Regions from separate parts of the Homo sapiens genome. Here region 2 is linked to region 1. Evidence: read pairs that join two places in POLR2A ChIA-PET (ENCODE). Cell type or tissue: B cell. All regions are shown on one strand. Each heading gives the region's core, and the rest is flanking DNA. Links, peaks and the distances in the headings are about the cores only.

Region 1 (6,865 bases), core at 722-4,721:
AGCCAAGCAGCGAGAGGCCCAGCTGGGGGAGACAGCCTGGGAGCAGGACCAGGAGGGAGGGAGTGAGTGTGGGAGGGGCGCTGGGTGGGAGCTCAGCCTGGCCCCCTTGGGGCAGGACCCACTGCCAACTCGGCACCCACAGCAGGGCCCAGGTGCTCTGACTGTGCCGAGCGAGGGACAGCAAGCCGGGTCGGCCAAGAGGAGACTGCATGTCAGAGGTCCCAGCAGGAGTTTCTTCAGCCCAGCCGTCCTGCTGGAGAAGCTCGTTCGCAGATGTTGTTTCTAAGGGTGAGGCCAGAAACCCAAGTCTTCCTCGGTTTGCCACTTTGTGGGCCCTTTCCGAATGGGCTGGGGCAGTTGCCGCTCCCCGGTTCTCTTCTCCAGCCTGGCTTCAAGTTCTTCATGGTCTGGTGGGTTTTTGGTGTACACTTACCCAGCTGGGGCTGCTGAGTGACCTGGTCCCGGGGGTAGCTGACGTGGGTGAGAACCCTGCTCTTGGCACCCCTCTCGGTGGCTGTGGAGCTCTGGGGCCTTATTTCTTCTCCCTAAGGTGCATTTTGCTCAGCTGTAAACGGGAACCTTCCTGCTGAGTGGGGCGGTGGGGAGGATGCACGGAGCTGCTGCGTTGGAAAGCACAGGCCTCCTGAGGAGGCGGCGGGATGAATTTGGGCTGATGCTACTCCTGGTGATTGCCAGACAGGACTGAGGGCACCTGAGAGCACAGAAGGGGCTCTGCAGGGCAGTGGGCACAGGCTCGTTGTTGGTCCTTGGGAGAGAGTGGTAGGGCCTGTTAGCTGATGGGAGGGCTCCAGACAGGAATGTGAATCACTCCCACCACTGTACTCCTGCCCAACCAGACGCTGCATATTAGCTCTACAAACCTGCACAGCAGCCTGGGAGGTGGGCAGTGTTAGCACTCCCATCTCGTAGATAGGAAACTGAGGCCCAGGAAGCCACATAGAATATTGGGGTCATTCTCGTGAGTAGTTCGCCTCTCAGTGCTGGGCACTGCTGCAGAGCTTAAGGTGTCTGCTCTCACTCATCCTCACCACAGCCTGGCAGCTCGCTGTCCCGATCGTCCCCGTTGTACAGGGGAGGAAACGGGCATAGAGAGGTTATTGGATTTGCTGGAAGTCAGTAATAGGCATGATGGTTGAACCCTGCTCTGTCGGCGAAGCTGCCTTTTGAAGACAGCCTCATCTTCTTGCCCTGCCTGCTATGACTGGAGTTGTCACTGTTGTCATCATGATTTCTTTTCTGCTTTCTCTTCTCCTAGACAGAGCTGGCACAAAGTAGGCCTCAGTAATCCAGAAATGACTCCATTCCATGCCTGCTTGGGATGTGGGGTGTGGCTGCTTCTCTCCACCCCCAATACCATGACCTTGGCCCCTCCCAAGGGGGGCCCAGGGGGAAGAGATGAGGATGGGAGGCACCCCCTCCCCACTGCCCTAGGGGCCTGATTGCTGAACAGCCTCAGGAGCCAGCCTTTGGCTGTTCTTGGTCATTTGTGTGTTCCATCTGTCTCCAAATATTGATTGAATCACTTCTATGTGCCACGTGTAGTTCTGGATGCGATCGGAGGTGGCAGAGAGGTTGCATTGGCCTGTGAGTGCTTGGTGTGGCTGAAGGAGGGAACAGAGATCTAGCTGGACTGGGTGGGAGAGGGGCTTGGGAAGGCTGCTGAGGAGCCCCTGTGATGTGAGAGCCCGAGGAAGTGGGCTGGACGGGGTGCAGCCAGGTAAAGGCCGCAAGGAAGGCGATATCTGGATGTGCTGGTGGAACAGCAGGCCCATGTAGCTGGAGCCGGGGGAGTGGGTGAGGGGGAGAGAGCAGGGTGGCAGGGCTCAGGGCCTGGGCTATGATGGGGATCCAGGGCTTTATCCCCAAAGAGAAGGGACACAGGTGGGTGGGGAGGGACCTGTGTGGGAGAGAGCTGGCTGGATTCAGGTGGCAGCCAGGGATGGAGAAAGCAGACCATATTCTGCTTTGGAGACAGGGCGCCCTAGAGCCCAGCTTCTCAAACTGGTGTCCGAAGGCCTTGGCGGGTGGGAGGAGGTGTCTGCAGGGCATTGACTCTTTTTAGCTGTGTGTTTTCATTTAGATGATATTTTCAAAAAGTTAGTAGGGGCATGTTGGAAATTATTGGGATGATTCCTTTAGAACCAAGTAGTGACAGCAGTAACATTAGCTGCCACTGCATGGCTCTGACAGGCTCAGGACGGCCCCTGATGTCAGAGTCCTTTATGTAATTGCCACCTATTTTTCAAGCACTGGCCCTGTCCCCAGCTGTGTGTGAAGCCATCTCATTGGGTCCCCAGGACAACCCATGGTTATCAGAAAAATCATCTTTTTAAATTTTTCATTATTTTTTTGAGACAGGGTCTGGCTCTGTCACCCAGGCTGGAATGCAGTGGCACCATCATGGCTGATTGCAGCCTTGACCTCACTGGCTCAAGTGGTCCTCCCACCTCAGCCTTCTGAGTAGCTGGGACTACAGGCATGCACCATCATACCTGGCTAATTTTTTTAAAACAATTTTCAGTAGAGATGGGAGTCTCCCTATTTTGCTCAGGCTGATCTTGAACTTTTGGGCTCCAGTGATCCACATCCCTCAGCCTCCCAAAGTGCTGGGATTACAGGCGTGAATCACTGCACCTGGCCTGCAAAAATTATCTTTTGAGATAACATAAACATGTGCTTGGGCAGATTGGTGTTAAGATTCCATTCTACAGGCTGGGCACGGTGGTTCACACCTGTAATCCCAGCACTTTGGGAGGCCGAGGAGGGTGGATCACGAGGTCAGGAGTTCAGTACCAGCCTGGCCAAGATGGTGAAACCCTGTCTGTACTAAAAATACAAAAATTAGCCAGGTGTGGTGGTGGGTGCCTATAATCCTAGCTATTCGGGAGGTTGAGACAGGAGAATTGCTTGAACCTGGGAAGCAGAGGTTGCAGTGAGCCAAGATCGCACTACTGCACTCCAGCCTGGCGACAGAGTGAGACTCTGTCTCAAAAAAAAAAAAAAAAAAAAAAAAAAAAAAAAAAAAAAAGATTCCATTTTACAGATGCGGAAGCTGAGGTTCAGAGAAGTGACCTGTGTAGCCTGGAAGTGGTAGAGTCAGGATTTGAGTTGACTAGAGGTGTGAGTTTGGGCCTGAGTCCTGCTCCAATTCCCCAGGTAAGCTGCGTTGGGGTGCGGGAGAGATGGGGTATAGCATGGGAGCTTCCAGCCGCACTGGGATGATCTGGCTCCTCTTGGGCCTGTGAGAGTCACATCCCTGCCTCCTGCCTTTAAGCTCCCGGTGCTTAATTAGCAGGAATTCTATAGAATTGCACTCCAGAATGGTAGCTACTAGCCATGTATGGACTTTTTTTTTTTTTTTTGAGACGGAGTCTTGCTCTGTCACCCAGGCTGGAGTGCAGTGGTGTGATCTTGTCTCACTACAACCGCCGCCTCCCGGGTTCAAGCGATTCTCTGCCTCAGCCTCCCGAGTAGCTGGGATTACAGGCGCCTACCACCACGCCTGGCTAATTTTTGTATTTTTAGTAGAGACAGGGTTTCACCATCTTGGCCAGGCTGGTCTTGAACTCCTGACCTTGTGATCGCCCCCCGCCCACCCCCCCCCCCCCCAGCCTCCCAAAGTGCTGGGATTACAGGCGTGAGTCATCGTGCCCGGACTCACATATGGCTTTTTAAGTTTTAATTAATTACAATTAAAGAAAAGTAAAAAGTCAGTTCTTTAGTTGCACTAGCCATCATTCAAACATTTAGTAACCACATTTCTGTCGTTATGGAAAGGTCTGTGGGCTAGTTCTGCTCTGGTTGCGGTCCCTCTCCTGCACCTACTCGCTGTGACTGTGTGCATGTGGCTCTCTCCCTGGGCCTCAGTTTTCCCATGTGAGGAACGGGGATAGTAACACAGGCTGGCTGTGAAGATGAACATTAATCCATGCCTGGTGCTTTGTGAGTGCTCACTGAGTATTAGCCTTGATGCAGACCCACTGGTTTCTCCTTTTGCCACTGGGCCCTGCCCTGGAGCTCCCAGGGAGGTGGTGGCGATGCAGAGCGACGTGGGTCAGGGATTCCCCATGCAGTCCAACTGGAGGGCTCCCGTGCATGCGTGCACATCAGGGGCGGTAAGGAAGGGCTGGCCGGGGTGTGGGAGGAGGCGACACAAGATGGGAGGTGGCCCTGTCTCTTGGGAGCAAAGGCAGAAGGAGGTGGAGGCAGCTCAGGGCTCGGAGGAGAGGGGTCCGGGCTCCTTGGCTGTGTCCCTGCTGTCTCTCGCTGTGGGTATTCACCGAATCTCTCCCATCCTCGGTTTTCACATCTGCTGCATGCAGGTCCTCATGGTTCTCAAGTGAGGCAGGTGGTGAGCCCATCAGGCCAGTGCCCAGGGCTTATTCTGGGGACAGCTCCTGGAGAGGAAGGGCTGCCTCCCTAAGGACTCCTGCCCTGCCCTGGGTGCAAGGGGTTCCACCTGCTGCCCCTCCCCCACTCCCCAGCTCGCCTCAGGCGGATAGTTCCCCTCTCACTCCAAATAAGAGCCACAATGCTGACAGTGGCCCCCAAGGCCCTGCCCAGCGGTCCCCAGCTTCCTCTAGCTACATCTCCCGGCCCTCCCCTTCACCCACTCCTGTAGGCGCCTCGAACGCGCCTCAGCCCTGCTCCTCCCCTGCCTGCAGCGTTCCTCCCCAGGTCTCCCCCGGCTCTCTCACCTGCTTCCGGTTTTGCTCAGACTGCGCTGCCTCAGTGCGCCCTTCTGTCACCATCCTGTGTATAGTCGGAAACCCCTGCTCCCTTTCCCTGCACTGAATCTTCCGTGTGCTCCTTTTCTCCATGGCATTTGTTAGCTTTGGCTATCCTGTCTAATTTGCGTATGTATTTATTTTTTATTTTGCTGCCTGTTCCCTCATTCCCCCAACTCCCCAATGGCAGGGAGTTCTGTTTTGGTCACTGCTGAATCCCTGGTGACCCGAGCAGTGATGATGCAGAGTTGTTGTGATATTTGTGGAATGAATGAATGCAGGATTTTTTGTTTTACCTTCACTTGGCACAAATGCTGTGGTTCTGTTCACCACTCCCCCCTGAAGTAATGAAAGTTATGGGCCCATCCCTGTGCTGAGTGGAGCTGGGGACACAGTGGGGGCTAGGACAGACTGTATCCCTGCCTTGTGGAACCCACAGTCCAGTGGGAGAGGCGACATTACCCACATAGTCATGCAGGTGACAGAGGCAAGTGCTGTGAGGGGAAGGGAAGGCTGAGCTCTGAGAGTCCGCTGCTCGTGGGAGAGGGGTGGTCAGGGAAGGCCTCCGTGAAGAAGATGGGTGAACAGAGTGCCAGGCAAGGGGTACAGCATGTGCAAAGGTCTTGGGGTGTGAGAGCAGGGAGTCTTCATGGGGCCAGGAGAAGGGGAGATTGTGTGTTGGAGCGAGCAGACCAGTGAGGCTGGAGAGCAGGCGGGGCCAAGGCAGATGGCCCCTGGCAGCCTCCATAGGGGCCTTGGACGTGATCCATGGGCACTAGGGAGAGGTCCTGAGCAGGGGAGGGACAGGGTCAGAACTGCGTGGAGGATCCCGCTGGTTGCAGCATGGAGCCCTCAGAGTGTATGGAGCCCGTGGCCAAGCAGACTAGAATATTTGACATGATTTCTGTGGGTGCTGTAAGGCCCTGGGTGGCGTGAGGGGGAAGGTGTGTGTGTGGGGTGGCAGGGAGGAGAAGGAATCTGCTCTGTGCTTATTCTTGTCCCCGTTTCTTTTGCAGCCTGCCCACGGCTTCAACCTGCCTCCAGCCCCACCTGCTCCAAGCAGACAGATGGGGCGAGTGTAGGGAGTGTGTTTAAAAGAAAAAAGAAACAAAAAGTCTCTCTCTTTTTTTTTTTTGAAGTACCCAGACCTTTTCAGGAAAAAAAAAAAAAAGTTTCTTCAGTGCCACCTTCTCACCAAGGAGGTAGAATAGGTAAAAATTCACCTGTTCAGAAACATACAGTATAGAAAGTGAAGTTTCCCATGTCTCCACCCATCAGAGGAAATAATAATTTTTTTTTTTTTTTTGAGATGGAGTCTTGCTCTGTCCCTCAGGCTGGAGTGCAGTGGTGCAATCTCTGCTTACTCCAACCTCTGCCTCCCGGGTCCAAGCAATTCTCCTGCCTCAGCCTCCTGAGTAGCTGGAATTACAGGTGCCTGCCACCAGCCCGGCTAATTTTTGAATTTTTAGTAGAGACAGAGTTTCACCATATTGGCCAGGCTGGTCTCGACCTCCTGACCTTGTGATTTGCCCGCCTCGGCCTCCCAAAGTGCTGGGATTACAGTCATGAGCCACCGCGCCTGGCCAGTGATGATAATATTTGATACGTGTTGAGCAGTTGCTCTTACAGGCTCTTTTGGGAGGACTTCATGTGGATTAACTCACTGAACCCTCCAATAGCCTTAGAGATAGGTATATGCAGTTATTATCTCTAATATACAGATGAGGAAACAGAGGTGAAGAAAGGGAACATGACTTGGTGACTTGCCCAAGGTCTCACAGCAGGTGACACAGCCAGGGCTGAAAAGCTGGCATTTGGTTCCTGAGGCTGCCTTGCCTCCCGCACCCACTCTCCTGCCTCTTAGTGTGGCGTATTTCCTTCGGATTTCTTTTTTCTGTGCGTGTGACATTTAAACACATACCTCCCCGTGCCCTGAAGTCTAAGACAGTATGCCCTATAAGGTCCATCATTGATCATATAACTGCTTTTCTGAAAAGAATGCGATAGGTGAGTTTTGTCCATGGATTGCAAGGTACATGCCAATCTCAATGACATCAGCATGTGAAACAATACGCATATTGTAGAATTGAGGTGACAGGGCGTGTGTGTGTGCGTTT
Region 2 (6,865 bases), core at 260-4,259, 240 kb before region 1:
TATGTATTGAGACAGAGTCTCGCTCTGTCACCCAGGCTGGAGTGCAGTGGCGCGATTGTGGCTCACTGCAACCTCTGCCTCCCGGATTCAAGCGATTCTCATGTCTCAGCCTCCCATGTAGCTGGGATTACAAGCATGCGCCACCACGCCCAGCTAACTTTTCTATTTTTAGTAGAAACGGGATTTCACCATGTTAGCCAGGCTGGTCTCCAACTCCTGATCTTATATGATCCACCTGCCTTGGCCTCCCAAAGTACTGGGATTACAGGCGTGAGCCACCACGCCCAGCCTCTACCTGATGTTTAAATGTGAGATTCCTCAGCAGCAACTCCACCCTGAGCCCTCTGGGTTTTCCTTCACACCCTTCTTCAATGATTCCACCCAGCCCCACAGCCTTGGTCTTTGCCCCTGAACTCATGACAGTCACACCTCAGTCTCCAGCCTCAACCTCTTACCTTTTGAACCTGTCTTCGACCTCAAAGCCTACTGTATACCTTCTTGGGGCTATTCACACCCACCTGACTCAAATTTGTTCTTCCTCTGGGCCCCCATGTTGGGGACAGCACTGTCATCTGCCAGGCCAGAGCCCTGGGCTTTGTTTTGGAAAATCGCTCCAGCCCATCAGTCTCCATGGCCTGTTTACTTACCTCCCGCCCTGGTCTAATCTTGTTCCGCTCCATCTGGGTCCCCAGCCCAGTTGCCTCTCTGGGTTCCCAGCCACAACTCTTACCCGCTCCAACCTGCCCTCCACATGGCAGCCACTGAGGTCTACTTTAAGCTAGACATGGTCCTCCCATCTTTAAATCAATGTTTCAAAGAACTGGGCAACTGCAGGCACAGTAGGGGCAAGGAGCAGCCCTGTGTTTCCAGCAGTGCCCAGCACAAGACCTAGAAAGGCATAGGCACTCAGTAAACACCTGCTGAATGAATGTATGGATGAATAAGATGCTCAGACAGAGTGGTGCAGAGGGGGAATAGGCATTGTTCACCCACTAATTGAACAACTCATTGCTAAGTCAGCCAACAGACAAGTCAGTATACAATATGTCATGGGATGGTAAGTGCTACAAAGAAATGTAAAACAGGATGAAACAATGGAAAATCACAAGAGTCAGAGCTATTTTAGTAGCTAGGGAGGTGACATTTATGCAGAAGCAATGGGAGGCCTCCCAGCAGAGGGGCCAGGCTGAGGTGTCCCTGTAGAAGCATAGGTCGTTGATTTCATGCTTGGCGAATGTAAGCCTGGGTAACAAGAGCAAATGCTGGGGGAATGCTTCCTCTACCCCCAGGCATTTGCTTCGTATTCTGCATGTATGAACTCATTTACCGTTCATCACAAGCCTGGGTAGGGACTAATATCACCCCCATTATACAGGTGGGCAAGCTGAGGTTCAGGAAGATTAGGCAGGTTGCAGAACTGTCACAAAGCTGGCTATGGGTGAAGCAGGGATTGGAACTCCTAGTTCCAGCTGAGCAAACATGGGAACTGTTGAGCCAATGAAGGTGAGACTGGGTGCATGAGGAAGGGGACCCCGGAGTCCCACATGTGCGCGCTCACCGGTGCTGCACCACCTCGACGTCGTCGAGTGAATCCGGCACACGCATGGAGAGCAGCCATTGCTCCTTCTCGCCGATCCACAGCTCACACGCGTGCACCTCGCCAAACATGCGGTAGACAGCGAGCGCGTCCCGCAGCCACTGGCGCCTCAGCGCCGCCACTTCGGTCACCTCAGCGAACAACTGCTCTGCTTCCACCACGCGCACCTGCAGCGCCACCACCAGTGGCCCTGCGCCACTGGCACCCCCGAGTGTCGCCAGCTGGCGCCGCAGGCCGCTCACGGGCCCGCGATGTGCCTCCACCTCCCCGGTGAGCGCGCGGTGCTGGCGCGCCAGGCGGCGGCTGGAAGCTTCGTCGTGGCCGAAGTCACCGGCGGCTGCCAGGCGGTAAGCGTCGCGAAGCCAGTCCAGCAGCCCGTCGAGGTCAGCGCCGAACTGGTGCAGCGCCCGCGCCTCCTGCAGCCGCCGCTCTCGCCGCGCCGCCGCCTCTTCCAGCCTCTGCCAGCGGCGCCGGGCGCTCGCCGCGCGCTCCGCCAGGCCTACCAGGTGCACGGTGTCTGCTCCCGGGCCGACGGCACCGCCGGCCGCAACCAGCTCCTCGCCACACCGCAGGGCCTGCTGCAGCAACGCTCGCCGCCCGCCCAGCTCGCCCTGCAGGATCTTGTGCTGGGCCAGGAGGCGCGCTGTGCTGGACAGGTCATGCGCGCCGCCCGCTGTTCCCGCTGCGCCCGCTGCGCCCGCCGCACCGCCGCCGCCCGCAGCCTCCAGGAGACGCTCCTTGTCGCGCGCCCAGCTCTCGGCCTCCTCCAGCTCCTGCAGCAGCGCCCACAGGCTCCGCGAAGCCTCCAGCTCCGCGCGTCGCCGCGCTGCCTGCTCCTGCAGCTCCGCCAGGCAGCCGTGCACGTGGTTCACGCGGTTGCAGATGACCTGCGGGTCGCAGGGCTGGTAGCCTGAGCCAGGAGAAGGGGAGCATCCAGGATTGGTCACAAGCCAAGGGGCGCCCAAGAGAGGATGGTGCGGGCTACCTACCCTGTCCTTGGTGTGACTTCATCAGATGCCGGGTCACGTGGCTCCTCCTCCAGGCAGCCTTCCCTGACACCCCAAGGCTGGAGCAGGCTCCTCCTCGACCCTCTCAGGCTTCTCTGCTTCCCCATCCTAGCCCTGACTACTCTGTGTTGTCATTGCCTTGTCCTGTCTCCCCCACTGGACTGAGAGCTCCTTAAGGGCAGGACCTGGGTCTGTCACACCCTATCCCAAACACTGCCCAGCAAAGGGTGGAGCCCAGAGCTGTAGCCTAGTGAATGTAGTGATTTGTTGACTGAATGATGGATGGATTCAGAGCATCTCAGATTCTGTATATTTGAGTGAAAATTGTGCTTATGTCAGAACTGAGTCAAATGAAACTTCTTTGTTTTTTGTTTGTTTGTGTGTTTGAGACAGATTCTTACTCTGTTGCCCAGGCTGGAGTGCAGTAGCGCGATCTCGGTTCACTGCAACCTCCACCTCCAGGTTTAAGCGATTCTCCTGCCTCAGCCTCCCCAGTAGCTAGGATTACAGGCGCCCGCCACCACGCCTGGCTCATTTTTGTATTTTTAGTAGAGACGGGGTTTCACCATGCTGGCCAGGCTGGTCTCAAACTCCTGACCTCCAGTGATCCACCCGCCTTGGCCTCCTAAACTGCTGGGATTACAGGCATGAGCCACTGCCACCGGCCAACTTCTCTTTTCTTAAACCATGTTTCTAGGTTCCCTCTGTCATCCTCTGTTGCATTATCTATCAATCCCAGTGGTTATCTGCACTCCTTTTTCTTTTTAAAATAGAGACAGGATCTCACTATGTTGGCCAGGCTGGTCTTGAACGGCTGGCCTCAAGCAATCCTTCCACTTGGCCTCCCGAAGTGTTGGGATTATAGGCATGAGCCACTGTGCTTAACCCCGAACTCCCTCTTTTTCCTTAAATAGTTCACCTTCCTCCTGGATGGCTAGTTGGCGACTAGAAAACAGTGAAGTTAATTTAATGGGTCACAGCCAGCATTTGTTTGGTGGAATAGAATAGAAGGAACGGAAAATATCACAATGCAAAACAAGGTCGGGGGAGTATTTTTGTTGTTGTTGCTGTTGTTGTTTGGTATTGTTTGTTTGTTTGATTGAGACAGAGTCTCTCACTGTCGCCTGGGCTGGAGTGCAATGGCTTGATCTCAGCTCACTGCAGCCTCCACCTCCCAGGTTGATGTGATTCTCCTGCCTCAGCCTCCAGAGTAGTTGGGATTACAGGCGCGTGCCACCATGTCCAGCTAATTTTTTTTTGTATTTTTAGTAGAGATGGGGTTTCGCTATGTTGGCCAGACTGGTCTCGAACTCCTGACCTCATGATCCGCCCCCCTCAGCCTCCTAAAATGCTGGGATTACAGGCCTGAGCCACCGCGCCCAGCCTGGAAGTATTGTTTTATAAAACCTCTGTGTTAGCCTGTGTGCCCATGTATGCATGTGAACTGTGAGTCATGAGGTAAGTGTGTTTATTTATTTATTTATTTATTTTAGAGATAGGGTATCACTCTATCACCCAGGCTGGAGTGCAGTGGCATGATCATGGCTCACTGCAGCCTCCAACTCCTGGGCTCAAGTAATCCTCCCGCCTCAGCTTCCTGAGTAGCTGGGACTATGGGCCCACAACACCATGCCTGGCTAATTTTTTTTCTAAGTTTCTTGTAGAAATAGAGTCTCGCTGGCTGGTCTCCAATATCTGGGCTGAAGAAATTCACCCACCTTGGCCTCCCAAAGTACTGGGATTACAGGCGTGAGCCACTGCCTGGCTGTGTATTTCTTACTGGATCATAAAAGTGAGACACTGCCCTATGTGGAATGCGGGATTTCTGTAATTCTGGACATTCGCTGATGTTGACTCAAACCACAAGGTATCCAACTGAATAATAGTTACAATAACAACAGCTTCTTGCTAGGCGCAGTGGCTTACACCTGTAATCCTAACTTTGGGAGGCCGAAGCAGGCAGATCACTTGAGGTCAGCAGTTTGAGACCAGCCTGGGTAACACGGCAAAACCCCATCTCTACCAAAAATACAAAAATTAGCTGGGCATGGTGGCGTGCACCTGTAGTCTCAGCTACTCGGGAGGCTGAAGTGGGAAGATCACTTGAGCCAGGGATGTTGATGCTGCAGTGAGCCGAGATAGTGCCACCGTACTCCAGCCTGGGCAACAGAGTGAGACTCTGTCTTAGAAAACAAAACAACAACAACAAAAAAAAAACAGCTTCCATGTACCCAGCCCTTACTCTGACACAATGTCATTTGATTCTCACAACCATCCTATGAGGCCAGTGTCCTTATCAGCCCCATTTTCCAGATTAAGAGACTGAGCCTCAGAGAGGGGAAGGATTGCCCTAGGATCAGCTAAGAAGTGGCCCATCAGGAGCTCACACTCTGGACCACCCATCAGGAAGCGCTGCCTCCCATCCCCATGACAACGCACTCCCCACACTCGCACTCCCCACACTGGCCCCTCTGCTGTATTCTCGGAGCTGCTGATTGTCACAGGAGCCGAGAATTCACAAGGCGAGGGCAAAGGGAGCTTCCTGAGACAAACCTAGCTAAGGTGAAGGAGAGGGTCCCAACAACCTCCCCTGGAGGTGAGATGGGGATGGGAGGGAGCTGAGCCAGGGTCAGGATGTCCACACCAGGGCGTGGAGGGAAACTTCAGCATTTGCATTTAGGATGTGACCCAGGTCGGCTAGGGTGAGAAACTTCCCCATCAACCTGCAAGCCAGACAGGTTCTTCCTTTTCGAATAATGCTCCAAGATTCCAAAGGGCTGTGGGCTCCAGATAAAGGAGGAGAACATCTTAATGGAGAGATACGGACCAGCCTCAAGACCCTCTTATCAGCTCCATGGCCTGGGCCTCAGTTTCCTCATCAGTGAGAAAGAAATAAAGCAGCCCCAACTGCCGTCAGCACTCAGGGCTAGCCATCGTGTTCTGAGGAGTATAAATAATCTCACAGGCCAAGCGCAGTGCCTCACACCTGTAATCCCAGCACTTTGGGAAGACAAAGCGGGCAGATCACCTGAGGTCAAGAGTTTGAGACCAGCCTGACCAACATGGAGAAACCCAGTCTCTACTAAAAATACAAAATTAGCCGGACATGGTGGCGCATGCCTATAATCCCAGCTACTCGGGAGGCTGAGGCAGAAGAATCGCTTGAACCCAGGAGGCAGAGGTTGCAGTGAGCCGAGATCGCGCCATTGCAATCTGGCCTGGACAACAAGAGCAAAACTCCATCTCAAAAATAAATAAATAAGTAAAAATAATAATCTCACAGAAATGGCCAGGGACAATGGCTCACGTCTGTAATCCCAACACTCTGGGAGGTGGAAGCGGGAGGATTGCTTGAGCCCAGGAGTTCAAGACCAGCCTGGGTAACATAGAGAGATCAAGTGTCTAAAAAAAAAAAAAAAAAAAGCAATAAACAACAACAATAATAATAAAAAAAACTCACAGAACGCTCATATCAGATGGGGCCACTCTGACCACGATGGAGTAGGACAAAACCAAGCTCGCTCCATAATCTTGCCTGAGCACAGACAAAATCAAGGTCACTGTGCAAACCACAAAAATGACCACGCATCCCCTCGCCGGCTCAGATGAATGACAGCTGCCAATGAATGCAACAGCCTCCTTCTCTTCCTCCCACCACCTAGATCAAAATGATTAAGACCCCCAATCACCTAGTCACCCCCATATTCTGACAGCATCCAATCCACAGCAAAACTCACTACACTGAATCATCTTCCAAATCACCTAACACAAGCCCAAATCCTACAATAAGCCACCAGTCATATATATATATATATTTCTTTGAGATGAGGTCTCGCTCTGTTGCCCAGGCTGGTGTGCAGTGGCACGATCTAGGCTCACTGCAACCTCCGCCTCCCAGATTCAAGCGATTCTCCTGCCTCAGCCTTCTGGGTTGCTGGGATTACAGGCTCATGCCACCACACCAAATTAATTTTTTGTATTTTTAGTAGGGATGGGGTTTCACCATGTTGGCCAGGCTGGTCTCGAACTCCTGACCTCATGTGATCCACCTACCTTGGCCTCTCAAAGTGCTGGGATTACAGGCGTGAGCCACCGCGCCTAGCCCCCCATCATACTTTCTTGCTGAGAAGCCCCACAGCTCCCCATGGTGGGTGTAAAGAGCCACCAAACCCAACTTCGTTTGACCACAGAGGGACTCCTGGTGGTCTCTGGCTGGAGGGCATTGACATAAGTAAGACAGGAACCTTATTAGAGCCAGTCT

The links. Peaks named below come from ENCODE experiments on the same cell type or tissue, not always from the same donor. Only the 100,000 strongest peaks of a DNase experiment are listed, where the experiment ranks them.
Region 2: POLR2A ChIA-PET joins it to region 1 with 10 read pairs; 2 of 35 experiments call an interaction of 5 or more read pairs at or near these places.

What each region holds. Positions count from the first base shown.
Region 1 is chr19:40,272,530-40,279,394 of GRCh38, reverse strand. The region is part of intron 1 of AKT2 (AKT serine/threonine kinase 2); the gene reads left to right. Among named protein-coding and RNA genes, the nearest start is that of MIR641, 6.7 kb to the left of the region's middle. RefSeq lists enhancers at 4,087-4,146, 4,167-4,236, 4,747-4,826. In B cell, for the core only: no CTCF peak of the experiment used is centred there; a DNase peak (open chromatin) is centred at 4,624; H3K4me3 peaks cover 422 bases; H3K27ac peaks cover 1,349 bases.
Region 2 is chr19:40,508,248-40,515,112 of GRCh38, reverse strand. SPTBN4 (spectrin beta, non-erythrocytic 4) reads right to left here. Exons shown (of 36, transcript NM_020971.3): 14 at 1,559-2,507. Among named protein-coding and RNA genes, the nearest start is that of SPTBN4, 45 kb to the right of the region's middle. In B cell, for the core only: no CTCF peak of the experiment used is centred there; no DNase peak of the experiment used is centred there; H3K27me3 peaks cover 2,385 bases.